Regions from separate parts of the Mus musculus genome. Here regions 2, 3, 4, 5 and 6 are each linked to region 1. Evidence: chromatin loops called from intact Hi-C (ENCODE). Cell type or tissue: left cerebral cortex. All regions are shown on one strand. Region 1 overlaps Gm40436 (a long non-coding RNA gene). Region 2 holds the start of Frmd6 (FERM domain containing 6). Region 3 overlaps Gm32219 (a long non-coding RNA gene). Region 4 holds the start of Gm32369 (a long non-coding RNA gene). Region 5 has its middle 18 kb from the start of Gm32322. Region 6 has its middle 3.5 kb from the start of Gm32322.

Evidence for each region. A loop is a pair of places that touch in the nucleus more often than their neighbours do. Peaks named below come from ENCODE experiments on the same cell type or tissue, not always from the same donor. Only the 100,000 strongest peaks of a DNase experiment are listed, where the experiment ranks them.
Region 2: a loop joins it to region 1, with 4 times the contacts of the local background. A loop is called at or near these places in 4 of 42 quality-filtered maps.
Region 3: it touches region 1 in a loop (7-fold over the local background); 2 of 42 quality-filtered maps call a loop at or near these places.
Region 4: a loop joins it to region 1, with 5 times the contacts of the local background. A loop is called at or near these places in 4 of 42 quality-filtered maps.
Region 5: it touches region 1 in a loop (5-fold over the local background); 2 of 42 quality-filtered maps call a loop at or near these places.
Region 6: it touches region 1 in a loop (9-fold over the local background); 3 of 42 quality-filtered maps call a loop at or near these places.

The regions. Positions count from the first base shown.
Region 1 is chr12:70,622,360-70,627,359 of GRCm38, reverse strand. It overlaps Gm40436 (a long non-coding RNA gene), which reads right to left. Exons shown (of 3, transcript XR_872797.2): 3 at 4,649-4,877. Among named protein-coding and RNA genes, the nearest start is that of Gm24474, 25 kb to the left of the region's middle. In left cerebral cortex, no CTCF peak of the experiment used is centred here; DNase peaks (open chromatin) are centred at 2,264, 2,586 and 2,855; H3K27ac peaks cover 2,276 bases.
Region 2 is chr12:70,822,676-70,827,675 of GRCm38, reverse strand. It overlaps Frmd6 (FERM domain containing 6), which reads right to left and starts at 2,162. Exons shown (of 14, transcript NM_028127.3): 1 at 2,103-2,162. In left cerebral cortex, a CTCF peak has its summit at 2,045 (motif pointing right); DNase peaks (open chromatin) are centred at 1,206, 1,641, 2,242, 2,748 and 2 more places; H3K4me3 peaks cover 3,448 bases; H3K27ac peaks cover 3,632 bases.
Region 3 is chr12:70,542,459-70,547,458 of GRCm38, reverse strand. It overlaps Gm32219 (a long non-coding RNA gene), which reads right to left. Exons shown (of 4, transcript XR_872795.2): 4 at 2,872-3,565. Among named protein-coding and RNA genes, the nearest start is that of Gm32219, 9.3 kb to the right of the region's middle. In left cerebral cortex, no CTCF peak of the experiment used is centred here; a DNase peak (open chromatin) is centred at 2,255; H3K27ac peaks cover 1,196 bases.
Region 4 is chr12:70,678,762-70,683,761 of GRCm38, reverse strand. Gm32369 (a long non-coding RNA gene) reads left to right here and starts at 1,547. Exons shown (of 3, transcript XR_003950187.1): 1 at 1,547-2,009; 2 at 3,336-3,668; 3 at 3,847-3,982. In left cerebral cortex, a CTCF peak has its summit at 3,542; DNase peaks (open chromatin) are centred at 2,342 and 3,609; H3K27ac peaks cover 402 bases.
Region 5 is chr12:70,709,339-70,714,338 of GRCm38, reverse strand. No RefSeq gene overlaps it. Among named protein-coding and RNA genes, the nearest start is that of Gm32322, 18 kb to the right of the region's middle. In left cerebral cortex, no CTCF peak of the experiment used is centred here; DNase peaks (open chromatin) are centred at 227, 1,842, 2,862 and 3,046; H3K27ac peaks cover 2,625 bases.
Region 6 is chr12:70,694,733-70,699,732 of GRCm38, reverse strand. No RefSeq gene overlaps it. Among named protein-coding and RNA genes, the nearest start is that of Gm32322, 3.5 kb to the right of the region's middle. In left cerebral cortex, a CTCF peak has its summit at 3,325; DNase peaks (open chromatin) are centred at 2,006, 3,291, 4,175, 4,324 and 2 more places; H3K27ac peaks cover 3,284 bases.

The DNA.
Region 1 (5,000 bases):
AGTTCAGGCAACAGATAACAATGGAGTATCAAGATGGCTGATCTCAGTGGTCAACTTCACACATAAGGAGAGAAGGAGCCTCAGCTGAAAAATTGCCTCATCAGATTGGCCTGTCTGTGGAACAATTTCTTGATGATGATGATGATAATGATGATGATGATGATGAGATTTTGCCTTTGAATGGAGGAGGACCCAGTCCACTCTGGGTGATACTATCCCTAGGCAGGTTGACCTAGCTTGCATAAGGCAAGTAGCCCAGGAGAGCAAACCAGTAAGCGGTCTTCCTCTATGATTTCTGCTTCAGCTCCTGCTTGAATTTCTGCCCTGACTTCTCTCAGTGACATACGGTGGCATGGAAGTATAAGCCACAAACCCTTCCCTCCCTAAGTAGCTCTCCATCCTCTCATCACAGTGTGCATTGTAGAAGCAGAAACTGAGCTGTAACAAGCACATCTCCTGTCTGCACCCAGGGAGTGCAGCTTCCTCCTGCTGTTCAGGCTTGCGCTCTCTGCAAGAACTTTTGCAAGCATTGCCATCGGGATATCAGGGCTGAACAGGTCCCTATGGAATACAACTATGTGGCTTCTGAAGACATCAAGGACCTGGTCTACAGAGGCAACTCTTATGCAGAGCCCCCCACTTCTCCCCACACTCTAATATGACCTGGCTGCTACTCCTCTTGGCCCCTGTGCAACCTTGGCTCATGAATACTTTTGCAGTCCTCACCACAGGAAAATGCAACAAGATACAATTTGCAAGGAGTTCCTTTGGGTTCTGGATATCTGACCTCATTGTGTCCAGCCATAGGGGAATAGAACACTATAAAATATTAGAAGAACCTAAATTGCCAGGATCAGGCATGGTGCTTGCCAATCACAGAGAACATTGTACTGCACTGTGACTCCCTTCATTACAGCACCTTGATGACAATCACCCAGAGTGTGTGGTACTAGCACATGCATGGTAGCTAGACATTCACTCACATTTCTGAAGGAATAAGCAAAATGATAAACATGTTGCATGCATTTGAAACTCATTTTCCTTTGGATGCACTGTGGACTCAGGTCTAAAAGCTAGGACCTGATGTGGGCAGCCCCAACCTCTTCCCATAGGTGCATGCAAGACAGCAGGGCCAGCCCCCTCGGCAGGGTCAGCCCCGCCTGCGTTGCTCCCTTGCATACTCTTAGGCACCATCAGAACCATCCATCCAAGCATGTTTTACCTTCTCTCATTCGTACATTTGCCCCCAAATGGAACCAATGGCCACGTGTAAAAGGAATTATTTTGATCTAGCTCATATAAAGACACACAATCCAGGTATTTTATTTACAAGATTGGGTGGGTTTTAGCGCTATTCTAATTTACATCCCAGCCATAGGTCCCTTGTCACTTGCTGTTTCTCCTGGCCATATGCTCATGGTCAATTGCCTCTCATGGCAATTGCTTCCTTCCTTGGTTTCCTTTTTTTCTTTTGGTCTCTCCTGAGACCCTTCACTCCAGCCTCAAGTCCTGCCTTTCTCTCCATACTGCCCAATCACAGACTCTAAACGTTTATTAACCAGTTAACTTTCAACTGTGGAGCAGGGTTTACATAGCATCACTTGGTGAATGTGGGAGAGGGTGATCAATCTTGGGGGCCAATATTTAGCATTTGAATATATAACAGCGCTATACCAACCCCCAACAGCCTTGCACACCCAGGAAGCAACCTGAGTTACCCCACCTACAGTCCAGTTGATATGCAGACCATGTTTTTCCTAGAAAATATAAACATCTTAGCAATGCTAGCTAGCTGTCTTCTGAAACTCATATCACAGTGTTAGTCCCACGCTGACATCTACAACTGTGGAAGTTAAAGATGGACTTTAGAACCTGTCATTTCATGTTTGAATCTTAATTCTGCTACTTCTAAGCTTAGTTACAGTATATGAAACTGCACAAACTAATGGTAAGGCCCTATTGCTAAAGCAAACTTTATATTTCACGGAACACAGAGAAGCTGGGCTGATGCCTAGCTAGAGCCTGCATCCTTCCTGGCATGTACGGTGCTCGCAGGTACTCTGCATGCTACCAGAGGATGGCAAATTCCACCTCCTGTCCTGCTCTCCACCAGCCTCTCCACGGACAGCTAGCATTGTACCAGATGACCGACCGTCCACAGTGCTGATGGGCTCAGTGCCTCAGAGATTGCAGGGAAAACAGGAAAGGCCAAACAGTAGAAGCAGAATCTAATTTCCTACAGGGTCCAGCTCTGATGTGTCCATGAGCCAGTGCTCATCTTTGCTTCCCAGCCTCAGGAGGAGAATCTCAGGAAATAATATCAGGTTTTCAGAGCACCAAAGTTATCGTTAGGTTTCTTGCCAACAGGGCCAAGACTGAGTAGGAGAAAAAGAAAATCAAAAGAAAAAACACCACTCTCTTAGATAAAAGTCACAATTTAAAGGGAAATAATTCATTCTTCTCCACCCACCTCAAACGTATGCATCAGATTTTCTGCACAAAAAGAAAGCAGGCGCCTTTATCCAATCTTGTTTGTGGGAGAGAACCTGGCTTCTGGGATCCACAGATGTCTGAGGAAACGCTTCAGTGTTTATTTTTAAAGGGGAAGCTGCTTCGCATGAACGGGGGGAAAGTCTTTTCTATAGTTTCTCTGGAAGATGGAGACTGAATTGGCAGTGAGGTAAGGCTTTCCAAACAAGGGACCAAATCATCACATTGTAGACATCCTGTTGGCCGGACAACTCAGAGTGTCTTCCTGGCCACACCCTGAAGACATCATGTCCAGTGCCAGCCCGGCAGAGTGAGCCTTGGTTTTCTGAAACAAAAGGTTTTGCATTCATCTGTGTTTGGCAGCCACAAAGCTTGCCATATGCTGAGGGAGAGCGTAAGGGCTCAATTGCTGCCTCATCTTTTGGTGTATCACAGCTGAGTCACATTCATCTCGACACTCAGAGAACATAAACAGATGAGGAGCAGGGAGTAGACATAAGAAATCTGCATGCCTTGGGCATGCTTTGCAAGTTCTCCTTGTTGTGTGTCCTTTCTCCTTCAGCTTTCTTGCCTATGAAGAAACAAGATCTGAAGAGGAGATTTGGTCCAACCTTAGGGTGTCCTGGTACAACAGATCTGGAAGCTTGATTGAATGACAGAGAACACACCTTCATTTCTTAGAGCAGTGACTATATCTTACATCTAGGTTAGGAGGAGGGGCTAAGCCTTCTGCAGACAGTGGGCACTGGATTGCATTCTCTGGGCCTTCACTAGCCCAACCCCATTGACCATGGTGGGGGACCGTTAAAACCATTTGCTGATTCTTCCAGCAGAAATCAGCTGAGAAAACAGCAGAACACATCCTCAGAGAAGCAGGTGAATTATCTATTTCACACCCAGAGTAGTGGCTCTCAACCTTCCTAGTGCTACAACCCTTTAATACAGTCCCACATGTTGTGGTGACCCCCAACCATAAGATTATTTTGTTGCTACTTCACAACTGTAATTTTGCTACTGGTATGAATTGTAAGGTAAATATCTGATATGCAACTCCTGTTGGGATCATGACCCACAGCTTTTCTTTTCTAAGGTTAAACAAACAAACAAACAAAAATTCATTGCCTGTTATACCAAAATGGTTACCCTAAAGAGTTCTGGCATGTAATTACCATGAAGAACAGCCTTGAAGAAGAAGTGTCCAGTGGTGATAAACTACAAGTCATGGTGGTGAGATGACCCTGTAGAGTCAATATCCCAAGCATGTCAACAAATATTTATCAAGCAATCCCTATAATGGTATAAATCTGAAAGGCATAGCTTCTGCCCTAAGGAGCTTATACTGTTTGTGGAGGGAGGGGATGGGGGAATATGAGAGATAATCGTTAACAATTACAAGACAGTAAAACTTAAGGCAAATAAATGCAGAGATTTGAGGAGTTTCCAGAGTGAAATCTGAGACAGGAAAGCTCACGGGGCCATTTAGTTTATTATGTGCAAGTCTCAAGATTAGCTGCCCCTCTGGAGGCCCATGTAATTAGCACTGTGCCGGCCAATTACTGAAATTATTATTTCTCAAGGTACAGAATTAAAAACCCTTGAAAGGATGTTGAAAAAAAAAAGAGGCAGCAGTGCATTTGTGTGTGTGTGTGTGTGTGTGTGTGTGTGTGTGTGTATGGGAGTGGGGAGGGAGAAAAGAGAGAAAGAAGAGAGAATTGAGGAGGGACAGACAAGGCAAGGAAGGGGTGGAGAAGAGGGAAGGGAGAAAGAAAGAGCCAGTCTAGGCCCACACCCTACTCCCCTAAAAGAATCCACTAAGACCAAAAAAAGAATTGTTAAAGTCACCAGCATCCATAAAAGCTGTTAAGACATTTAAATATATGAAGGCATTTAGTGTGCTCTTCAGGACAACGTATATGAAAACAGACTACCCCAGGAAGAGGCACCCCACCTCCACTCCGCGGGATGTCTAATGTTTGGAAAACATCTGATGGTAGGATGTTTGGAAAAGGTGCTCAGAGAGGAGAGTAGATAGAGATAGAACAGATTAATTATGCCATTAAGTAGTATATAATTATCAGGCACATTTAATATCACTTTATTTATGGCAGTCTTCAAGATAAGTTTACATCATTATCTTACATTATTCCCACAAGGTGTTTAGTGTGCTTTTCTGAAGTGCTCTGGTCCTAAGAGGTCTGTGTAGTCGGTTTGGCTTTCATCATGTCCCAGTGCAGGAGGAGAGATGGGGGAGACCAAAGCTCTCGGTACATCAGCTTATGTTGAAACACGTTCTTTCTTAGCTCTGCCTCTGCCACGGAGGTAAAAATGGCTTGAAGTGCCCAGGTGGTGAAGATCAAAGGGCAGAGTTATTGTCTTGCAAGTTGCTCCTGTAAAGCCAAATACAATTTAAGAAGACTGAAAGATAAAAAGTGTAGACACTATCATCCATCTTTCGCAGGACTAAGAGACAGCCTCAACGGCAAATCCCAGTCTATGGAGATTGGATGCCA
Region 2 (5,000 bases), 200 kb before region 1:
CAATTCAGCCAACCCAGTTGAATGGCAGATTTTTAAAAAACCTGTATAGCATACGGGAGCATTTTGTTTTAAAAGGAGGGCTTCCAGCCTGCCCGTGTTGCTTTCGGGTATTTTCCTGTAAAGCTCGGGGTATCTCAAATCTACACCCTCAGACTGTGTATCTGAAACTGATGTCTTAACCCCTGCTAACCCCAAAAAGGAAGCGATGGGAAAGTCAGAAGATTTGCCTGGCTCAAAATGTTTTGAGCCCTGCAAGAGCTGTGACTGTGTCAGATCGCAGGTATTTCTGTAAGCCACTCAAAGCTGGTAGGTGGGCGGGGAAAGGGGGGGTAGTTCTTATTACAGTCAGTCTGCTTTCTGGAGAAGATATCCTGCAGATAACTTGATATAGGATATCCCCGGGGGGACCCTCGCCATCCAATAATCTACCAGAGGTCTCCTTTACTATAAAATATTAAGTGAGTATGTTTATAAACATACCCTCCCCTTAAAACCCTCACATTTCCATGTCAACCACCTCCAGTTGTGGAGTATTCTCATTTTTAACGTAAAACTATAATTTCTCAAAACCACACCCAAGGAAAATGATTAGGTGCTAGAAGTTTTACTACAAAGGACCGAAGCAAAAGGCATCTGTTTTCCTGCTCCATTCTGCTCTCTTCCCCTCCCCCACTCTCCATCCTGCAAGCCATTTGTAGGTCTTGGCTGTTACAACTTTCTACAGCACTCTCAATGCTCTAGATTCGGGATAAGAGAAAACAAACAAACAAAAACTCTTTTTGTCCTTTCAACAAAGTCGGGCCTAAATTTATGCTCTGTTCTTAAGAAAACTCAAAAGTCACAGGCCTTTTAAATGACAGATGTATTACGGAAAATTTTCCCCACAGAGTTTTTGATGCTGTGAAATATCAACTCCCTGAAACCACAGAAAGGAAATGACTTACATTCTTGGAAAATGAAGCCACTAGCAGTTTTCTCCAAAAGCATTCTCTAATCCCCAAACTACACACTGTGGCAACAGTGGGTATTTCGTGCAAAAACTAAATGTAGGTGGATGCTTCGAAGACCGGTAAACAAACACCACTCGGTCCAAAGAAAGGGGGGAATCATGCGTGGAAAATCTGGCAAGGTACGCTTTCCCTTCCACGTTCAAACGCGCCGAGAATCCTTGCACAAGTTTTCCTTCCTCGCAGTGGGCACTACACAGCTCCCGGGGTGCAATGCTAGCAAAACAGACTGGCCGCTTATATAAATAAATAAACAAATCCCCCAAAGGTGTAAGGGGGCCACTGAGCCAGAATTTCTTCCGACACTAGCCACACAACTGTACGGTCTGAAAATTGTTCCAGCTTTTATCTCAACTTTAAATGTGCTTGCTTTGACAGCTTTCCATCCATTCCTGCCTTTAAGAAAGCGCTCCACCATCAGGCTAAGCCATTCTAGAACTCCAAGTGTTGTTTAAATCCTGTAGACTTCACTTGGGTGGCCCCGAGCTGTCCACATCCCCGCTTTCCCGGAGGGGAGGCTAGTGGTCTCCTTTACCTGGTCGTGTTAAGTTCCTCCAGAAACCAAAATTCTGCAGGCCGCACCCGGGACTCGTGTGTCCCCAAGGCCCCCTTCAGGGTTTCCCACACTAGGCACTGGCGGGGATACCGGACAGACGCGCTGGGGTGCCTTCCCGAAGTGGGCTGTCCGGCCTGCGCGCACAACAGGCAATACCGCACATCGCTCGGGTACGCGGGACTCACGGCTCGTCCCAGCTAGTTACGGACGGGGCGCTACAGGCAGGCACCCCTCGAGCCAGAGTCTCGGAGATCGGGGCGCAGGAACGCAGAGCCCAGCCCCCTAGCTCCGCGCTTCCCTCGCGGCCGAGGCTGCCCGGGGGCCCCGGGCCTCCCGCCCCGGCGTGGGCGAGCTCCAACTCGCGGAGAGGCGACCTGCCCGCCCGGTGCCCGACGCCCAGAGCCCCGTGAGAAAGAAGAAAGACGCCGAGAGCGGCAAAGCCGGGAATCGCACTTTAGACCAGCAGGGGGCACAGCGGCGGCCAGGGCGCGCCGTCCCAGAAAGGGGGCCAGCAGGCCGGCGCCCGCTCCCGCGCGTACCTCCAAAGTCGACAGCGCCAGGCTTCCGACTCACAACCGGCGTCTGCTCCAGCGGCGCCGAGCCTACTCGCAGCTCCCAGCACTCCTGCTGCCGCCAGACCAACGCTGCAGCTGCCCCGCCCCCCGCCCACGCCTTCCGCTCCGCCCCCTCGAGTTCACGCCCACGGCCCGCCCGAGACACGCCCTCCCTGCTCGAGGCCCCGCCCCGCCCCAAATTGAAGGCGGAGACCGAGCAGCGGAAGAAGCAGAGAGCTGGGGTGATCGCGGCTGCACGTGGAGCGCTGCCCCCCCCCGCCCCGCCCCGCTCCGCCCCGGACCCAACCAAGAGTCCTGCGGAGGGGTGAAGAGACCCAGGGACCAGGGGACGCGGGTGACATCGGATAACCGAGTCGGGCTCAAGTGGGTTATATAGAGTGAGATATGCTTTGCATGCCTTTCCCAAAGGGACAGAGGCTTCGGTGCGAGGGTAATAGACTGTCCGCCCTCCCCTCCTTCGGAATGGTCCCCTTCTCCGCTCATGCCCCCCCCCCCCCCATCCTCCCGCACACCCTAGTCCCTAGCCTCTCCCTCACAGGCCTAGACGGGTTACCTGGGGGTGGTTGTTTTACGTGAGCTGCGGCTTAATAAATCTGAACTGGGGCGGCCCCTGCGAGAAGAGGAGATTTCGTGATTCCTCTATCCCCCTCCCGTCAGGCGCCCACTTCGACCTCACGGTTTTTATCCTGCATGTGGGCTGTGAGTGCCGCCTAAGCCCATCCGCCCCCGCTCAGTCTGTCTCCCCAGGTTGAAACAGCCGCTGCCTGTGGCCCTCAAAATGATGTGTACCCTTGGTGAAGGTTGCCGGCTTGGCTGTGAGCAGTGCAAAAGACAGCCCTAGAAGATTTCAATAACCCCAAAGATCCCAAGAGGAATGGAGGGTTCTTTGCTCCTTTTGGTAGTCGGGTAAAGAAGCGAAGTCCACTTGTTTGTGCTGCACCTATCTGGACCTGCTTAGGTGTCTAGCAGCTTAAGTGTGTGTGTGTGGTGGGGGCACTGCCACCCACAGTTACAAGCTTCTAAGTGTTTTGTGGATGGTGCTGCTCCAGTGAGGAGAATCTGAGATTCTAGCTTTTTCATGTAGGTGCAGACACCTGAGGAAGAACACTTGATACCCCATAGAAGCTGTATTTGAAATAGCTGATTGCTGTGATTAAACACCAAACCAAACCAAAGCGTTTATTTCTGCACACAGCTCTCAAGTCACACTGCGTCGCTGAGGGAAATCAAGACAAGAACTCAATGCAGAAACCCGGCATGGCCGTGGAAAAGTGTTTCTTACCGGCCAGGCTCAGCTTGCTTCTTTATGTATGTAGGACCACCAAGCCAGGGACTGTAGCCCCTCTCCCTTCCATGTGAGCTGGGCCCTTTGACATCAATCATCAATTAGAAAATTCACCAAAGGCCAGTGTGGTTGGGGGCAGGTCTCAAGAGTTGAAGTTCCCTCTTCCCAAATAATCTAGCTTGTGTCAAATTGACATAAAAACTAGCCAGCCAGCCTGGTGGGCCATGGTGGCGCAGACCTTTAATCCCAACCCACAGGAGGCAGAGATGGGCAGGTGGATCTCTGAGTTTGAGGCCAGCCTGGTCTACAGAGTGAGTTCCAGGACAGCCAGGACTACACAGAGAAACCTTGTCTTGGAAACAAAACAAAACAAACAAAAGACTCCAAAACAACTATCCAGCAGACCTTTCAATTGCCTTTCCATTTTGGAGACCGTGAATAGTAAGTTGTTGCTGGCTTCCACAAGTGTGAGCACGTACAAAAAAAGATATTTTTCTCTCTTTTTATATTTACTCCGGATGAGTGCAAATTGGGTATTAATTGGTAATCAACTGCTGTCTAATGAGATAAACCAGCATACAAACAAGAAACATAGTACTATTTTGGAAAAAAGTTTCCTAAATCTGACTTATTTTCAGGTTTCATATATGAGAATCTAGCAGAGAAAAAAACCCCAGCATATTGTTAGACTGTGAAACATAACTGTGATTATAAAGCAATTAGGTAACCCAAAGAGCAAAGTATCTTATGGAGCTTTTTTTAAAAAAAGAAAGTGTGAGATCAGACTTATTGTCCAGGGCTAGATTGTGGTAAAATTTACTATGTGAAATTTTTTTTTTCTGAATTGTAATGGTCATATTAACAGTGTGAAGACCACAATAATCACTCTTACATGATATATTTTTGTAAACCATTTCAAGCTATCTAAGTTGGTTTTATAAACTTTATAAAATGCCCCTTGGAAGCAGCATGCAGCCAACTAAAGGGGACTGAGAAAGGATGTGTTTCTTATCACAGGATGGGCTCTTAATGTGCTCCTTACAATGAAGAATGCAGCAGGTCTGTATGTGGTCTGGTTTTATCCTCTGACGATGGGATCTAGTTTATTTTCGCTGGTCCGATGAGATGTTTCTCTGAAGTGGAATACTTCACCAAGTGATGCATCCGTGCACATCTTCAATGATTACTTTTTCAGAAGCACTTACATATCATCATTTTTCGCGTTGTTTTTCTTTGGCTCTAGTCCATGGGTGTATTAAGTACTCCCAACAATGGAGCATAGGGTTAGCCCCGGGGTTCAAAGGTTAAAGACCCCCCTGAATCTTACAGCAGATTGGGAGGATGGGCGTGCTGTTCCAGAGCTGCAGCATCCTCAGTGGTGCCACAGAGATGCTCTGGAGCAGCAGTGCTCAGCCTGGAGCCTCCAGGAAAAACATCAGACACTGTGGGAACAGAAGTTTGCCTAGGAACCAGTCCTTCTCAAATCTGTCAGCATATTGGGATCACCCAGAGATTAGCAACGACTATGTACTGCCTGGATTATAGAAACGTGGCTTTGGAACATTTGTAATATCCCC
Region 3 (5,000 bases), 80 kb after region 1:
TTTAGTCATTGTGCAAATGAGTTCTGTGGCCAAATTCCTAATGCAAAACCTAAGAGAGGCCAAGGGCGGGACTGGGAAAGTGAGGTCAGTGTGCCGGCTTTGTGGTGCAGGGGATGGGGTGGGGGTGGGGTGGGTGGGGTGGGGGTGGGGTGGGGAAGCTACGATCCAGAGGAAGACTGCTGGCCTGGGCATCAAGCGTGCTCAGCTCCAGCCTCAGAGCACTCCCTGAGTTCTGTGGCCACACGGAGCACACTTTCTATCTATGAGGTCAGGAGACTGAAGCCAAATAAGACATGCTAAACAATGGGGCTGAGGCCACCGTTCACTTGGCCTTCCCAAATCCACAGTGCACTTCACTAATTCATCAGTCCATCCGTTCTTGTAGAGCCCAAGTTAGAGTTAGCACAGTGGATAAACGACATCACACAATCCGAGCCAGCCCGACAAACAGTTGCTCATCTATCTCTGAGCTATGATTGTAGTTTCTCTCCATGTCATGTGAAGATTCTTATCTTATGGCATGGATTTGTCTCAGTGGTTTCTAACTGATGAACATCACCAGAAATGAGCACCATGGCTTCCTAGATGCCAACAGTACATAGCTACAACCCTATGGCATCTCTATGCAGACTGTGGAATGACCCCACCAACAAATCACAGTTGGTCTTGACCTCATCCCACAACTGAATGAAGCTTTAGTGCCAGCCTTTAAGGCTCTGTGACCCATCACTGACTTGTTGCGATTTTTCCAGAGCATATCTTACCAGTCTCATTTTTACCATGGATAACTGACTAATTCCACAGCATCAAATCTTTCCCTACTTGCTAGCTTCTATGACTACTTCAGCCTCCGGCCCAGTTCATGAATCCAGGCCCTCTCTGTGAGATTCCCCAGCCCATGACCTTGAGTTAACTCCATATCTGGCTCCAGTCATATTGGGACTGACTGACTGAGTGCCCCTTTCCCCTGCCCAGGCCCTCTCAGCCAGAGCACCACCTCCCTTCTACTTCCCATCAGCCCCCAGCCATCCATCTCAAATGCAAACTCTAAGCTGGGTCTCTCCAGCTGTTTCTAGGATGTGAGTGGTACTCAGCTTTGGATTCCCATGAAACAATATCTTTTCTCCTCCTGAGAAGCCATGGAAGAACACAGTCCCTGCTACTAAAAAAAAAAAAAAAGCAAACAGCTCTCCCTTGTTTTCTAAATTGTTCTTCATAGATTTCTGGGGCCCTTCATGGTTCAGCCCATTTATTTCATACCTTCCAGGACATCCCTTCTCTCCAGAAAATCAGTACCTCTATGATTCTTGAGAGCACACTCCTCTTGCTGGGAACACCTTTCTTTTTTGAAGACCTTAACCCTGTCCGTCCGTTCTTCACTATCCGTCTTATGACCCATCTCCCCCATGGGCACTTCAGGTTGTGTTTTTAACTAACATTTAGCTTTTACATCAAGCAACTTAGCCCCCAAGCCACATGTCACTTCACAGGAGATGCTGAGCTTCAGGGTGAAAGTCCTCTGAGGCTAAACACGTGCCATATGCCCTGTGTGCTTCTCACCCGTGATGTCACAGGCCTGCAGGCACAGCCAATAGGACTGAGCTCCTCTTCCATGGCAAAGGTGCCCAGCAAACCCTTACTCGTCCGTGTTCCAAACCATTGCACCTCTGCATGCACCAAAATTTGTTTACCTATCAGGACCATTACAGCCTCTTCTCTTGGTAGAAAAACCCAAAGCCCCCAAAGGGAGTTTTCTGCGAGACTTCCTTCAGCAGGGGAGTTAAACATTTGATACAGAGAGTCAGGGGTCTTTTCTTGAATAGTGAATTGGCTGGCTGATTCACGGGTCTGGGGTGTGACCTGACAAAAATGGCGGGCCACAGGGACCTCATTTGCCAGATATAATCTGCAAAGGGTAGGATGAAGGCAGAGAAGGGGCATTCCCCACCCCCAGGGAGGTCTATCTAGCCACAGTGGCTTAGATTCTCCTCCACCTCTTCCCTGGTTAGAGTCCAAATCTGGTTACCAAATATCTGGAACCTTCAGCCAAAAGACCATTTGGCCTTGAAGACTCGTTTTTATCTACAGGGATCTCCCTTCCCCAGGCCTCCACTTGGCCTGCCCTCATTGGAGGAACTGAACAAACACAGCCAAGCTTCTCCCCACCAGCTGCAGCCTTGGGCTTGCAGGCTATTTTGACTCCTGCTATGAATCAGAATGGAATTATGAATAATTTGTAGGAGGCTTGTTGCGTCTTGTTCCAGCCTTTCTTTAGCTCAGCTTTCCTTGTTTGGTTTTTCAAGTCCTCCAATGTCTGATTCTTCTAAAGGCTTCGGGGGTAGCAAGCTTTACAGGGATTCTGGCTTCCCCGGGTTGATGTCTCAGCAAGCCCTTCCATTTGCTGTGCCACGTGTGGATAAGGAAGGGAACAGGCAGGGCCGAGGACAGCCAGGCATCTCTCTGACAAGCAGGTTAAGTGTCTGTGTGTCCTAGCATGAGCATACTGAGACCAGAGGCCAAATGGTTTCCCACACCCATTTCTGCAGCCATTTGCACGCCCATCTTGCTCACTCACACAGACTTTATATGGAGAGCAACTATTAACCAAGTTGGGGGGAGATGTTTAAAATACATTTTCCTCAAAGAAAATATGAAACAGCCAGGCCCCAAAGTGACAGGACCTTGTACAAATGATCATCTATACATAATCAGACTCTACCTCGGGAAGTGTTTCAATAAAATAGGAGACGTACCCTCTCCTGAGACGCCTCTAACGGAGGGCTGGGTGCTCCTGAGAGCTTTCTGGCAGGAGAGCTATCCCACAGAGATCTGCTTGTGTTTCCTCTGAGACAACCACGTGAAAGTGCAAGGTACCGTGAAGAAAAATACAATTTACTATCTGCTCTTCTTCCCCTGAGGACCTCAGGACCTCGCTTCCACCCTGGGGTTCACAGGAATCCTGTGGGGGCGGGGAAAAGTAATGCCTCCTGCTCCCTGCAGGTGTGCGGGAGCCCGAGCCAGGCACAGCGAAGAGCAGGAAGACTGAGCATAAACACACTGATGGGTGAAGGAGAGGGAAGCGTGCACACCCATTTTCGTATGGGGGGGGGGGCACACTGGACCCTCACAGGCCCTAAGGAAGGACCTGTGCATCAGGCCGATTAGCAAGTGTGAAATTCTCTTTCAACTCCCCCAAGCCTTAAGAGAGTCATCTTCCTGTACCCCCGGAACTTGACAAAGCCTTTTTTTTTTTAAATCAGGAGTCTCCCTTTGAAATGATAGCTGCAAGCATTTACATCCAAAACTGCATTAAACTTGATCCCTGTTCAGTAAGAAGTCAGAGGAGAAGAGCATCCATACAGAGCGTCAGCCTTGTGGGTGTCATAGACTTGCTGGTCCCACTCAGTCCTGGGGTCCAAGCACAGGGGAACAGCAGGCAGCCGGGCCAGTGGTGAAGCATAGTTCTGGATGAGACCAGTGTGCTGCGAATCTGACTGTGTCACTTTCTAGACATCGTTGGGACAGCTCTCTTCCTGCTCAGGCTTCGGTTTCCTCTTATCTATAGCTGAGAAAATGATAGAAACTCCATCAGGGGTCATTATAAGAATTAATTAGGACTCTATGTTCCCTCCTAAGTAATTTTATATATGTGATTGTATGCTGTTCCTCACAATAAGCCTTTGAAGAAAGTCCTACTGCCACTCACATTTTAATGAGGAAACGGAGTTACAGAGTGGCTACTTGCCTGAGGTCACCATTCAACCAGGCTTCAAACGCAGAGCGTCTGACTCCAGGGCAAACCCGAACACTCTGACTCCCCTCCCCAAACCCCTCTATTTCTGGTTCATTATTGATATTCTGGTTGCTTTATTGATAGCTGCTAAAGCCAAATGGATGGTGGGTGTTGGTGAACTCTTGTTTTTTATCATGAAGGTATACTGGGCACTCGGCCAAGTTACACTCACTCTCCTGGTGCTAGGGCGTGAAGAGGGGAGGGTAGTCATGCAGCCTGTGTCTAAGGAACATTTGCTATCAAGAGGGAGGGAGAGGGAAGGAGGGAGAAAGAGAGAGAGAGAGGGAGGGAGAAAGAGAGAGAGTAGGAGGGAGGGAAGGAGACTTGCAGGATAGAAAAGAACCAGGTATGAAGGGAGGACAGAAGGCAGAATTGGTGGGGACCGGAGAGAACTGAGAAGTAATGGTGTGCTTTGAACACACTGAAACAGTCCGATGTCTGCTCAGTTTTTGTGATAAACTGAACAAGGCCTGGGGACCTTCAATAGCAAGCCTAGTTCCTCAGCAAGATGTCTGGGAAGGCTTAGGTTTGTGACCCAGCCCTGCAGCCTGCACTGCCTGCTCTGCACCACCGTCTGCCTGAGATGTAGGTTGTTGCTGCTAGCTCTTCAAGAGCCCAAACGCTGCACTTAGGAGCCTGAGTTTTATTCCCTGATGAATGGAAATACCCACAATGCCCATCGGTTCTGAGTGGACAGGAGGTAAATCCTGCTGGTATCTCTCTATCTGCACACCCCCTAGCTGTGGACAGGGCACCAGTGAACTAGGTTTTTCGTTTTCCTTTATGCAATCAGAGCATCTGGAGGGGCTCTCCTGCAGCCCCTGCTATGTCCCACACACGAAAGGATCAAAGCCCTGAGCTAGTCTTCAGACTATAATTTAAGATAATTAAGGTTTTTTTTAACTAAATTACATTTTAACATTTCATAACAGAGCTGTCAAGATCCTATCTATCAAAAAACTCTATCAAGCAAACAAAAGGGGGGCTAATTATATTTTCAGACACATGCAGCCATCACTCTGTGCAGTTCTCATTAAAGACTTCTGTCTTCCTTCACACTCTCGTTTTCAAATGTCCTTCATCTACCCCTCCCACCCCTGGAGTCAGAGACTCCACACTCTTAAATAAAATAATGGGAAGTATGTCAGGGCAGTGTAATGAATGCTATGGCAGGATTACTCAGAAACAGGTATTCTAGTTACAATGG
Region 4 (5,000 bases), 56 kb before region 1:
AAGCAGGCAAGCAGGCAAGCAGGCAAGCAGGCAAGCAGGCAAGCAGGCAAGCAGGCAAGCAGGCAAGCAGGCAAGCAGGCAAGCAGGCAGGCAGGCAGGCAGGCAGGCAGGCAGGCAGGCAGGCAGGCAAGCAGGCAGGCAGGCAGGCAGGCAGGCAGGCAGGCAGGCAAGCAAGCAAGCAAGCAAGCAAACAAAAAAGAATGGACCAGCATAGCCAATTCATGTAAAAAAAATTGAAAATAAGCTCTCTGTTTTAAAATAAATGATAAGTACTTTTAACAATTAATGAAATAAGAGGTCATGAATTTGTAAGAGAGCAAGGATGGACAGAGGGGAGGGTTTGGAGGAGTAAAGGGGATAGAGAAATGATGCAATTATATTATAATATCAAGAAATAAATTGGAAAGATAAAAATACATTGGTTAGCATAATGAATTGGCCTACGCGTGGTGGACACTCCTCTAGGAGGGCATTCTGCCTCATAGCTAGAGATGTGTCAGCCACTGGGGCAAAGATTTCTGGCTTCAGTCTGAACTGTAAGAATGAGCTTCACTAGAGAACAGGCTCCCAAAGAGCAGGGTTAAGCCACGGGACCTGAAGAGGAAGGAGAGGTGTGGCTGCAGGTGCCACTGGCTCTTCAGCATCTCAGCTAGGATCTGAGTGACTCAACTAAGGTAACTGGCAGCCGCTGTCTAAATTTAAATAGAAACATTGTAAAAACAAATTTGGGCAAGCATAGTCCACTATGTTCTTTCCAGCAGCCTAATAAATCTTTGTCTAAAAGAAAATTGCTTTGAGTGTGGTGCTGAAAATGTGGTTGAGTGACAGCTCTCAGCTCCCGTTACCGCTCCCCCCTCCCACCCCACCCCCACCCCTGCCCCAGCAGCTTGCCTCCAGACTGGGAACACCTACTGTGGCCTGACTCAAAGTAGTACAGTCTCCTTCCTTGCCTGTCTACTCTCTTGTTAGACCTCCTCTCCCTGATGGGCCAAAGGAGAGATGTCTGAGGCTACCCAATACTACAGAGAATCCAATAGAAGTGTTGCCCACACTTCAAAGTAGATGCCTGTTTGCTGCCAGTCTGTCAGCAATGAGGTTCCACCCAAGCCAAAGTACAGTTAAGGAAACCTCTGTTATTTGCATACAAAATTTGGCTAGGAAGGAAATCGTCTAATTGAGATGGTGCTTAGTCCCGAGATAGATGCATGGCCTTCTCCTTTACAAATATGGGATTAGTTAGATATAAATCCTAAAACTAAAGGTTTCTGTAATAAGCCAGGAATCTGAGCTGTATAGAAAGATAGTGGGGGCACACGCCTTTAATCCCAGCACTTGGAAGGCAGAGGCAGCCTGAGTTCAAGGCCAGCCTGGTCTACAGAGTGAGTTTCAGGACAGTCAGGGCTACACAGAGAAACCCTGTCTAGAAAAAAAAAGAAAGAAAGAAAGAAAGAAAGAAAGAAAGAAAGAAAGAAAGAAAGAAAGGAAAAGAAAGAGAGAGGGGAAGGAAGGACAGAAGGAAGGAAGGAAGGAAGGAAGGAAGGAAGGAAGGAAGGAAGGAAAGAAGGAAGGAAGGAAGGAAGGAAGGAAGGAAGCGCAGAGGAGGTAACATTATCCCACAGAGAAGATGATGCGGAAGATGGGAATAAACAGCATCCCTCAGTAAAGTGAGGTTACATGGAGAGAATTGGTAACTACTGCTCTGGAATGCTTCTGGTTATAAATGCTCAAGGCGCTGACCACAAATGGTATGAACACCTCAAAGGAGACAGAAAGAGAAGGCACGGACAGATTCTGAGTTTCTGTTTCCAGTCTCTTATTCAGTATGTAGGGCGATGTTAAACCCACACCAGTCGACAATTTATGCAATGTCAGGGAAAGAGGCGCCTGCAGGGTACCGCTCAGTCACCTGGTTAGCCGGCAAGCTTCCCCAAAGCCTTTGCTGTGGCTTGGAAGGGCTTTGTCTCTTCAGATGATCCTTGCTGGGGCTTGGTCCTCCAGTGATGTGGAAGGTGAGGCTGTGGGGCCCCTGGGGTGTAGGGCCTTGTGGGTGGTGTCTGGGTTGTAGGCAGTGCGCCTCCAGGGGATCACAGGGCTCTAGCCTCTCTCTAGCTTCTTGTTTTGTTGCATGATCTCATCTTACCCACTGTGTTTCTGCCATGATGTCACAGCCCAGAGGCCCACACCAAGAGCCTAGCCAAAGCCAGGCTCATGCTTCCTGATTCCTCAAAATAAACCTCACTTCTTTATAAAGCTACTCTGATTTGGGTATTTCATTACACTAACAAAAGTAGATAGATAGCACAGTATGCATTGCGTGACTTTGCCTGGCTGTATTCACACAAGTAAGAATGAAATGATGGCGTGACTCAGACCTTACGTCATCCAAACTTTTCCCATTGCGTGCACTCGGCATCATATTCTTCTACCTCAATTTACATCTTTAGCATTTCTCCCTGGTAGCTGCCGAAACCACCTAGGCATTTGGGAAGGTTTGAAAAGCCTTAGTTATAAATGTGAGTGGCTTCTTTTCCTCTCCCTGCAAACCTGGCTCTTTCACGCATCATAAATCCTAACGGGTAAAGAGAGGAGCAGACCATTTTTATCCGGGGCTGTGGGTTCTTCTTGAGGCAAGCGGGAGCCCTGCAGAGGTCTTCCCAGACTCAGCATGCTCTCTGGTCAGGTTCAGGGCCACCAAATTATTATTTCCACAACACATTAGGATGCTTTCAATTTTCCCAGCTTAGTTCAGATATGAGACTCAAGTGAAATAGACTATGAAAAAAAATGGGGGTGGGGGTCGGGGGGTGGGGGGCGTGAATAAGAGAGTAGTTCATCAGATGGGAGTCAGCGTCCTAGAAAAATTTTGTATGGAAAGCCTGAAGGACCAAGTTACTGAACAGGGTCTGGAAGGCGGTCTACTTCCAGCCGAGCCTTGGCTTCCACGCCTTCCTCCATCAGCTATCGTTGTCTCCTTTGCGCTGTCTGTGTGCAGGCAGCTGTGGGGTGTGAACGCAGGCTGCCTGAGTTCAGGCCTGTTTGCTGTGTGACCTCAGGTGGTTAACCAACTTCTCTGTGCCTTGTTTTCTCATGTGTAAAAAACTGTCTTGAGAAACATATGAGAGGAAGTTGTTGAAGTCTTTTGTGCAGTTACGGACACATAAGTAACAAGCACTTAAGCAAATCTTAGCCAGTTTTTTTCTGTATGGGAAGTCTGACATTCCATCACACTGTGGAACTAAAACATAAAATATGAAGAGTTAAATTGGGCACTGGGAACCCAATTCCTCTTCCCTCACTTGTCTGTTAACACCAGCCAGCGACTTTTCCTATTACAGAAAAGCCATGTGCTTCGGCTGAGCTAAGGGAGGGCGAGGCGCCTCTGTGAGGGAAGGAATCCTGTGATCTGGTCACTTATCCCACACCATCTACTGACGGCACAGCATGGGAACTGGGTGGGAACAGCCTGGATTAGAAATGGCCCTGCGATTCCAAGTGACACCTCACCGGCAAGCCTTCGCATCTGCTCAGCTCTGCTCCGTGTGGACTGTGGCCACAGCACATGCGCACGAAACAGCAGCTGTGGAAGGGAATTCTGGCATCTGTGTCTGGGGCTTTGGGCAGGTGGCCGAGAAGCTGCCTGTGCTGAAAACGGCTTTATGTCAGATACGGTGAGTAACTGAGTAAGGAACCTGTAAGAGAGACCGGGAGACTCTTTACAGTCCTCTCCTCTGCTCCTGGGGTCGACTGTAGGCTTGAATCATATGGCATGCGTGGTCCAATGAGACCAGAAGAACCTCCAATGAGAGTCTTCCTAAGTCCTCACACAACAAATCTCTATTCTTACAGGAAAGCAAGGCGCATCTGTCCCAGCTGAGCTCAGCCCCACAGTGGGCCTTCCCGCTGAAAGAAGCTACACAATAAGCCTGGGTAATTACAGCAGAGATTGAACGAGCCAGTCACTATAAATAGCTGATTGAAGTCACTAATGTTGTCGTTGTTTGTTGTTCTGTGATTGGTCATTAAGACAAAAAATTCATGAATGGGTTCAGTAGTGCCAAAGATCTACGACAGGTACCATTGGCTTCAGAAGTGGCTGGTACAGGGCAGAGGGCAGAGAGCAGAGGGAGATGATCACAGAAGAGCAAAAAAAGAGAAACCCATGCTAGTGTGACAACTAGCAAAAGTATCCTCTGTCATAATTGACAAAATAATATACTACTACTACTACTACTACTACTACTACTACTACATCTGTGGGTCTGCCTAAAAGATAGATCAAGGATGGCCCAGAACACGATGTTAGAAGACAAAGCTGGTCTCCATATCCATTCCTGCCAGCCAGCTAAAGATTCTCAATGCACGGGATGGCCTATGGCAATCGGAGGCTGAACTACAAGGCCCTTCCTCACACACGCAGACCTGGGAGACTTGGAGAAGTAGTGAGGAAACCTGTTTAGCCGCAGGAGATCTGCTAAAGTCTACTCCCACCCTGAGCAGCACAGAGCAGTCTGTCTGTCCATTGTGGCAAACATCAGCCCCGTGAAGCTGGGCAGTGGAAATGTGGCCAGTCTAAGCTGAGAGGCAGTTAACATGAAAAATAAGTATTGGAGCTTTAAAACATCATATAAAAACCACAAAATATCTTAATAATTTTTATGATGATTTCTTACTGAAATGAGATTTTAGAAATATTGGATTAAGTGAAATATATTACTAAAATTACTTTAACCTCTTTCTCTTTACTCTCTCTCTCTCTCTCTCTCTCTCTTTCTAATGTCATGGATTTTGGGTACAGTTCAATGGCAGAGTACTTACCTAGCAAGCAAAAGGACCTGGGTGAATCTTCAGAATTACACACACACACACACACACACACACTCACATAAAATAGCTATTAGACTTTTAAAACATGCATTTGTGGCTCACATATGTGATTTGCATATTTTCTTAGCCAGGACTAGTACAGACAGAGACCTGTCCCCAAAAGCATTGTGGGTACA
Region 5 (5,000 bases), 87 kb before region 1:
ATGGGTCTCGCCTGGCCTCTGGGATCGCTGAGAAAACAATTCCCTCCTGCCTTCTCCTTTCATCCTCTCCCCGTGTTAGTCATCAGGGCCACCCTTGGAGAAGTTCATCCATTTCACTGAGGGGAAAATGATACCTCTACCTCGAAGTGAGCTTCCGGTCTTCTCCCTGGCTCCTCAGACCATGCTCACTGAATCCGTGTGGAACCAAAATAGCACCTGGGTGACTGGGAACGCTCCCACAGCCGAGGAAGCTAAGGCAGCAGATTCAGGTCTAGCTAAGTTTGTAACAAACTTAGCAAGGACGTCGTCCTGACTCAGAGTTCTGCTCCATTTAGAGGCAAACTTGATCGGAAGCGACTGGAAATGTGCCCAGAAATCCTCAGAAACCCGAGGTTCAAGGCACTGTACACAGCACTACTGACCTTAGAACAGTTTGCTGAAGTCGTTTTTCTCCGTTTAAGTAGAGAGATATTTTGACATCAATAAGCAAAAAACCACAACCACAACTCAACCCAACCCAACCCAAACAACAACACCCTCCCCCTTCCAACCCCCAATCTCCTCCACCAAAACCAAGCCAGCACCAACAGCCTCATCAGGTAACTTTGACCGGACACACATTGCTGACAGGGTAGGAGGGCGAGCACTGCGTTTACAAACTTCCCCTTTCATTTTTGTTCCAGTATAAACACGTGTCGTCTCCTCTGACAAAGCATTTCAGAACATACACACAGTAAGCTATGTGTTTTCATTTTGAAATCAATTTTCTTGGATTTTTTTTTTTTTAATTGATGGTAAAATAATGACTTGACTTATTTACTCACAGGATTTGTTCCTGACTGGTGACCTACCTCCCCTAAGTGACTGAAGTGCTGTGGACATTTGCACCCTTTGGTTTAGAGGAAGGGAAAACCTAATTTACATCATCTTATTTAAACACTCTGTCCTTTCAGCTAAGCTGCACTCTGATCCAGGCCTCGTGCTAGGCTAGGTGATGGAGACTCCCGAGCTAGAACAGAGATGCCTACATAGCAGTGTTTCAGTCTCACAGTACATTACTCTGTGTGTCTAAAGGTCTCAGCACACCCAGCAGCAAAGCTCAATTCATACAGGAAGCCTAAGCCTAGTTCAATATGATAATATCCCCAAATGTAAATGGATCTCCTCTGTTGGCCAGGCCGCAGACTGTGGAGTCCCAGATGGGGTGGATGGTCCATCCCACATCAGGAGTAGCTGCAGCCCATCTCAGCCTGGGCTCATTCCTCCCTCTCCTGTCTATCACCCCCAGTCTCCCTCCTGATGTTCTAGGCTTTATCCTGCCCTCTGAACACCAGAGTTGAAGCTAAAGGAAATTCCAACTCAGAACAAAACAAAACACCGGCTGCTGCTTCTGAGATTTATGAAGAACCCCGGGTGAGAGAGCAGTAGTTGGAAGGCTCTAGACACTCGTTGAGAGGAGCCAGCACACAAAGTGTCTTCTGCCGCAGGGTTCCAAGGGAATATTTTTCTTTCTACTCACTGCAACAGCTGGTCAGGAATTTCCCTATTTGTTAGGGAAAAGGAATTTGGCAAGGAAAATCCTGCATCTCTTCCCTTCCCCCCAGCAGAAGTCAGCTGTACCTCAGGACAGGTAAAAAAGCAAAGGAGTCAGACAGTTTATTCACTTACAAATGATTCAGGGAACTGAAATTTTCTTTCTGACTTTCCTACCCCCAGGCAGGGAGTTTTGGTAGAGAAACAACCACAGAAGAGTTAACTGGCCTGGATCTCTGTGCCTCTGCTCTCCCAAGATGATCACATTCCATTCTGGAATGCAATGCTGCCGAAGGAGGCCAGATTGGTTCTGTAGGTGGTATGTGCCCCACCTACACACACCCTAGAGTTCTTAGCAAGAGCTGTTTTCCCCAAGTGTTAACTGCTCTTTCTTTCATCCAAAGAATGATTTGTTGAGTGCTCTTCATGCTGGGTATTTTGCAGGTGGCAAACCTTATATTATATAAGGAAATTATAGTGGGCAAAGACTCATAGATGCAACCTTAGTCAATGGGTAGTGCAAATGAGGGACTACGGGGAGGTAAACCAATAGAGACTCAGTATTGCAGCTGCCCCAAACCCAGGACACATAGACTGGCATAGTGGCAGCCCATGTGCTCGAGCCAAAGGATGAGCCAGAAGATCACACATGAGAGGTGAAATCCAGACAGAGGGAGCAGCATCGGCAAAATGCAGTGACAACAGCAGCTTAGCTGATAGAGAAGAATAGAGGGGAAGACAAGTCAGAGATGTGGGGCAGGGGGATGCAGTGTGAGGAGGGAGATAGGAGGAGGGAGAAAGAAAGAGAAGAGGGAGAGTAGTAAGTAATGGGGAGGGGAAGGAAAGAAGGAGAAAGAGGGAAAGAGAATGGGAGGGAGTGAGAAAGGAGGGAAGAAGAGTATGGAGAATAAGAGAGAGAGGGAAGGTAGAGGAGGACAAGAAGGACACACGAGGGAATGATCAATGTATACATGTCAACTTTACATTGCTGTGTACTAGCAGTACAATGTACAAATCCAGTAGCAACGAACATTAAAAAATTATAAAACAATTTCATTTATAACAGCATCAAGAAAGAACAAAACACTCATCAGGAGCGAATTTAACCACAGAAATTCAAGTTTAGGATGTTGAAAATAACAGGACACCATTGAAAGAATTTTCAGATATCTAAATGAAGCAGCTGGTGTTGGGGAACTGGAAGCTATAAGATGTGTTATTCAGAGACCATGTTTTAAGTCACCCCACCAACATCCCAAATTAGTTCTTTGTAGAAATTCCCAGATACACACGGAAACCCACAGGACTTAGCCAAAATGGCGTGGGAAACGAAAAATGAAGAAGACACACTTCCCAAGTTTAGAACTTAGCAAGAAGCGGCAGGAATCAAGGCACTGTGCTACGGGTAGACACATAGATCAATCAGACAGCACTGACAGGTCAGGAGGAGACAGGGCCTTTCTAATTTACAAAGGAGTTTTTCCTACAAAGGAGTTTCTGATGACAGTGCTGAGACAGACTGAAGAATAGATTTCCTGTAACAGTGCCAGCACGCCTGGGTATCCACATGCAAGAGGCTGAAACGGCTCCTCTCCTTCACATCACAATGGGGAATCATCTCAAACTATAAAGAGCCACTCTAAGTGCAATAGCCAAGACTTTCAGAAGAGAAATGCTTGACCTTGGGACAGGCAATGGCTTCTTAGCAATGACAAGAAGACAAAAACAGGAAGTTGAATGTTATCAGAACTCGGTACTTCAAATCACACACTCAAAAAGTGAAAAACAAAACAGAGAGAGAAAAATAAAAAAACCCAAAAACATTCCATAGGACAGGAGAGGATATTCTCAGATCAGAAGGCAGCCCAGAGACAAATGTAGAGCACAGATTAAATACAATTAAAGAAAAAAAAATAGATGCCTGGAGAGATGACTCAGCAGTGAAGAGCATTGGCTGCTCTTCTAGAGGTCCTGAGTTCAATTCCCAGCAACCATATGGTGGCCCACAACTGCCTGTAACAGTATCCAATGCCCTCTTCTAGTGTATCTGGAGAGAGCAAAGGTGTACTCATATACATAAAATAAATAATAAATCTTTCAAAAAAGCAAAAAAATAAGTATGCAAAGCTCACAAGCAGAAACAGACAGACTGCCCTTTGCTCTTTGCAAGAGGTAGCGCACAGTGGATCATCAACCCAAAATGTCAAGGCCTTAAGTATAAAACTCCAGAATGATAACGGAAAAGCGAGATGACCGTAGGTTCAATATCAAAGGCACAATCCGAGAAAGGAGTAGTTGATACCCTGGATCCCACAGAGATCAACACTTCTGCTCTGTAAAACACACTGTCAAAGGAGAAGACAAGCCACGGACTGGAAGAAAGTATTTACAGATGGCGTCTCCATATCTGATAAATGATTTACCCAGAATACACCAGGAACTCTCACAACAAGAAGTGAACAGCCTGGTTTTAAAAATGGGCAAAGAGCTGAGCCAGACTCCTCAGCCTGAGAAGATATAAATGGTAGATAAATGATATTTGATCTCATGCCGTTGAGGAACTGTCAATTAAAGCAACAGTGATATCACACTGAAGACTCACAATGGCCAAGATCCAAAATGACAGAAATTACCGATGAAGCCATGAAGCCCTGGGAACTCTCATGGCTGAGGGTTGGACATGAGTTGGGTGGGGTAGCGGGCTTGGGGGTTGTGGGCAGGACAGTGCAAAATCCTGCCACCACTTTGGAAGACCTTTTTAACACAGTCATATCATGCACCCAGCAAGCATAGTCCCTGATGTTCATCCAAAGGAACTGACACCATGTCTGCGTAAATACTTGAACAAAACCAGGTGGTGGTAGTGGTGCACACCCTTAGTCCCAACACTCAGGAGGCAGAGACTGTTAGATTTCTGAGGCCAGACTGGTCTACAGAGTGAGTTTAGGATAGCCAGAGCTACGCAGAGAAACCTTGCCTCAAAAAACCAAAACCAAAACCAACCAACCAACCAACCAACCAACCAACCAACCAACCAAACAAACAAACAAACAAACAACTCCTATCTCCCCCGTATCCCCCCATGCCCTGACAAAACCCAAAACAAAACAAAACAAAACAAAAACAAAGATACCCTTCAGCAGGTGAGTAGATAAACTGTGGTATATTAACATAAAGGGTATTATTATTCAGCACTAACAATAAACGAACTATTGATACCCAAAAAGACATGGAGAGAATTTAATTGTATATTCAGATCTAAGGAGGTCAATCTGAATACGTTAGGTACCATATGTGGGAAATTCAAACTACAGAGGTAGAGGAAAGATCAGAGATTGGGGAAGAGAGGAATGGACAGGTGAAACAGGGCTTTTAGGGCAGTGAAATGCTATGTATGATGCTATGAGAACTGATACTGGTAAACTCTTGGGGACTTTTGATAGTAATCTCTCAGTGTAGGCTACTGG
Region 6 (5,000 bases), 72 kb before region 1:
GCTTAAACACTTGTTTTTCATGATTGTGAATTTGTATTCCCTGATTGTTAGAAGTTTAATCCAAAGGCATTTAAAACCACGGCCCTGATTCCCAGAGATAATTACTGCTTCGATTCCCTGTGTTTCCACGTGGTTTGTAGCCTCTGTTGATCAGGGCTACTGCTTCCATTTCTGTGAATGAAGAGGCTCAGAAAAATCTGCATGTAATCTTCACACAGGTACTGTGCCCATCTCCCCACCCTCCGCCACGGCAAGTGTGACCCATATAAGCTTACATTGCTTGATGCTCTTCTGGCTTCACTCTGCCCAGAGCTAAGTCTCTTTTTGGTCTGAGTACTCAAGGCCAAATCTAATTTATTCGAATCGTCAAAACGGTTCCCACATAGGAATCATTTTCAATTCAGGAGGACAGTCAGCACTCCTTGCAAACCCTCAAATGGAGACTCTTGTGCAAAGTTGTCCAGTCTATTAATTACTCTCTGTGTGTGATGCTGCTATGGGCAGCTACATGCGACTGGATTTTACATTCATGCTCAGTTTCCTAGAGGGATTTTCATTATGGTGTGACTACCCAGAAGCCAGCACCGTAGGAGACTTAGAGCAGCTGGAAGATGGACAGGAGCTTCGACGGCAAAGCTGAGAAACCGGAAACTGGTTCGCAAAGGCTGTCTTTAAATGGCCAATCATTTTATGATTTCACTTCTGCCCCTGCCCTTTAGGTTTCTCTCTTTACCTAACAGTAACCGTCTGTGAGGCGTGCGACTCAGAATGACATTGTTTGTCTGCCATTCAATACCCCCAAAATGTGAGGCCAAAAACCGCGGTGGAGTTTCTGATATTTAGGAAGAAACCATTTTACAGAAGAATCCATTTTACAATTTAATGTGTGCTCTTTTATGAATCACTAAGAGGTGTGTTTAAACCACCTTTAAAATCCTGCTAAATAACACCCCCGAGGGACGACTAAATTAAGAATTCCATCTTTGTTTCTGTGGGTGAGTCATGTGAACATGACCTTTATTCCTGGTACATTTAAGATGATAACTGCGTTTAGTAGTGCTCATTCTCTACCCCACACTTTCCACTGCATTCTAAGTGAGTCTGCAGTGCTGCTCAGAGAAAACGCGATGCAAGGATGTGGGCTTATGCCAGATGCAGCCACAAATACGAATTTTGCAAAGCTAAGAATTTATGAGACATAAATATCACTTCTGCTTTTTTACAAATTTATCTTTTTGAGTTAGAAAAGTTTGAGAAACAAAATTTTTTTTCAGGGCTGAAATAAGAAAGAGCTGACCCACCACAATACATAGTAAACTTCTTATATACAGAGACACAAAGACAGGAGTGGGAAGTGAAAGAGGGGCGTAGGTTGTCGTCTTTGTCCTGGCCTAGCAATATCTTCTGGAATACCTACGAGGCTTGCACTCAGCATGTATTTCACAGAAAAGAAAAGGAGTGAGACCAAGACTGTCTCTGAAGTGCACGGGGTGAGTCACTGAACTTGACACCTTTCAAGGTTAATTCAGCAGATCACAGTGTCTCAGAATGGAAAATCTGCTTTCTCAGCTTTGGGCTGGAGAGATGGCTTAGTGCTTAGAAACTTGTATTTCTCAAACCCAAGCAGAGGACTTGAGTTTGGCTTCGGCACTAGAGCCAGGCAACTGACACCCTCCTATGACTCCAGCTCCTGGGCATCTATCATAACTCTAGCCTCCTTAGGACCCCCGGTCCCCCCCAAAAAAGACATGTAATTAAAATAATAAAAACCTGCCCCTTCCTTTGTTTGGAGTCAAGAGTTACTTCCTGGCTAGAAGTTTTATGTTGGGTGTTCTCAGTCTTCCCGTTTCTAACAAGAAAACACTGCTTCTCTTCATGAATGTGAGTGACAAAGGCCCTTTATTTCGGAGCAGATTCTCTATGAGAAGACACGATACTCGTGTCTATTGCTTCTGGGGAATCGAGGACGTCATGTTTCATGTTCCCTGAGATATAACTCAGCATACCCGCTAGGAGGGTACGCAGGCAGCAGTGCCTCCAATTCATGTCCTTCCGTCTTACATCAGTGTTTTACATTCTGCTATAATAAGAACATTCTAAAGTCAGTAGACGTCTGCGATAGAAACACCTTGGCAGTTCTACTCTACTATGCTGATGCACTTATAAAAACCAACCTGATAATGTCTTATAGCGTGTAGCTGTGTCAGGGTGCAGCTCTGCTGATTGCACACATCTGTATAACCATAGGCACAGTTAACACACAGACTGTTTCACCATCCCCAAGAGGTCTCTTGGACTCACCTCCTTGGCACCTTCAAGCTGACTACTTCCAAAGATTTGCTTTCTGTTTCTTGTTTCTGCTACACTTTAAGTTTTTTCTTTCTTTCTTTCTTTCTTTCTTTCTTTCTTTCTTTCTTTCTTTCTTTCTTTCTCTCTCTCTCTCTCTCTCTCTCTCTCTCTCTCTCTCTCTCTCTCTCTCCCTCCCTCCCTCCCTCCCTCCCTCCCTTCCTTTCTCTCTCTCTCTCTCTCTCTCTCTAAGAGTTTTTATTTTAATCTCTCTTCTTGTCTTTGTCTCTGACACTCTTGGTCTGCTTCTGTCTATCTATCTTTGTCTCTGTCTGTCTATCTCTGTCTCTTCTGTCTGTCTTTTTATCTCTGACTCTTTCTCCCTTTGTCTGTCTGTCTGTCTGTCTCTGTGTATGGGGATGGGGTTCGCATACACACAGAGGTGTGAGCACCTGCAGAGAGCAGTGTCAGGTCCTCTGACTTAGAGTTACAGGCATCTGAAAGCCACCTGATCTGAGTGCAGCAAACTGAACTCAGGTCCTCTGTAAGAACAGTATGTACTCCTAACCACCATATGTCTTTTTTTGGACATCATAAATATTCAGTCTTTCAGTCTATTTTTTGTCTAGTCTTTGATCAGCATAATGTTTTTGAAACCATCCACGTGGTATATATGAACCGTTCACTCACTTAAAATGCTGGCCTTAATCTCATTGCACAAATATATCATGTGTTGTATATTCATTCATCTTTGATAGACGTTTTTGCTTGTTTCTAGTTTGAGGCTACGAAGAACAAATCTGCTGTGAATATTCATGTTTAAAATGTCTGTTTCCTATGTGTATTTTATCTTATATTTTATTCTTGCTGAATAAAGTACATGGAGTGCAACAGCCGTGTCATCACAAAGAGACATTTGATCAACTTTATAAAGGCACTGCCTACCTCTTTCCCAAATGGCTGCACCACTTCACCTGCCCCCGGACAGTGCATGTGAGTGGGAGTGGCCAGACGTCTTTTCTAACTTTGGCTGTTCCTGCGGGTGTTTAAACTGCTCCTAGCTGTGGGTGTCTAGCGGTACTTCGCTGTGCTATATAATTTGTGACTCCCTGATGACTAATGAGGCTGAGCATCTTCTCATGTGTTTTTTGGTCACTCACACAGCTTCTTTTAGTGAAGCATATATTCAGTTCTTTTTGGCCCATGCTTAAAATAGGTTATTGGTTTTTATATGATTTAGTTTCAAATATCCTTTTTGTATCTGGGGACAGTTCCCTTGTTAGATATGTTATCGGTATTTTTTTTTCTCCATCCTGTAATTTACCTTTTCGTCTTCTTAATGAGATCTGTCCTAGAGCAGGAGTTTTTGAATATTACTCCTTGGTGTGTAGTAGGGATAACTTTACAAATAAGCTCTGTGAGTGAATATACTGGATGCTGTTCATGTTCAGTACCGAGGACAATCACAGGTCATATTTTATAACAGTTAATAAAGGTTCTGTGGCCCCTGTGCTTACTAATCAAATATCTTGTCAGCGATAAGCCCCCCACCCCCAACCTTATGCCACGAGGAATCTCTGCCTCGATGTCTCCTTTCATCCCCTTTATAGCTCTCTCTAATGCTTCTCCTTCATAGAAACTCTTGGGTATACAAGATGTCCCAGCAAAGTCATCTCATCACAGTGCAAGGGTCACCGTGCCTTTCCCCCCACCTCCCAGGGGGAGAAGTAGTCTTAAGACTGTGGTTGTTCTGGAATTCACTGGCAACAGGATCCTCCTTCGTATTAAGACTTCAACATCTCTTTGGCTGTCAAAGAGTTGGAGCCCAGTGACTTTGTTCTGACTCAGATTCCAGACATAGTCTATCTTACTCATGTCTGTCAGCAAATCTTTCTAACTACCATATCCCATGCACAGAGCCAGAAATGCAGGGTCTATGTAGGGTAGCATGTGTAGTCTCATATAGTCTATAGCCAGTGCAACAGTGAGCACCCTGAGGACAGGCCTAATTTACTCATTCCTCTGGCTGTTGTTCGTTAAATGGAGCATAACGCATACGTGATTGTGTGCGTGTCACAATTGATGTGCCAGAGAGGCAGCTTGCTTGAGTCATTCTGAAGGGATGTGTTGCTTTCAGAACCACATGACCACATGGCCTGGCTCATTAGAGCATTTGCTGAAACAGGAATTATATAACCAAATAGCCACAGTCAACCAGGGGGGAAACAACGCTATGGTGGCAATGAGGTAATCAAATCTCCCAGGCTCCACCCAAGCAGGAAGTCAGTTAACACGCAGGGTAAGGCTTGTGTCATTTTTGACTCACACTGGTTAAAATTTCCCAAAGTGGGAGAAGAATATTCTGTATGTCAGAAATGATAAGGGTCATCAGAAAGACACTTTAGCCCCTTAGATTTCATTAGAGAGAAAACTAATAATACAAAGAAGGCAGGTCCACCACGACAGCCACCAGCATTTAATACAATTTGTGGAACAGTTCCACACACATCTTCACACTGGGTCCTTACAACAACCCTGGAGAGGAAGCCGCAGGGAGTGTGGGAATACAGAGGTTCCTTTCGTGAAGCTGGTGTTAAAGTCATGAGTCTCTATGTGTCTGACCCTTTCACGTCTACTGTCAAGTAATGTGATATTTTGAAACTATAAAATGGACCCACAGTTACATTAAAAATATTTTATTAACTTATGTGTAT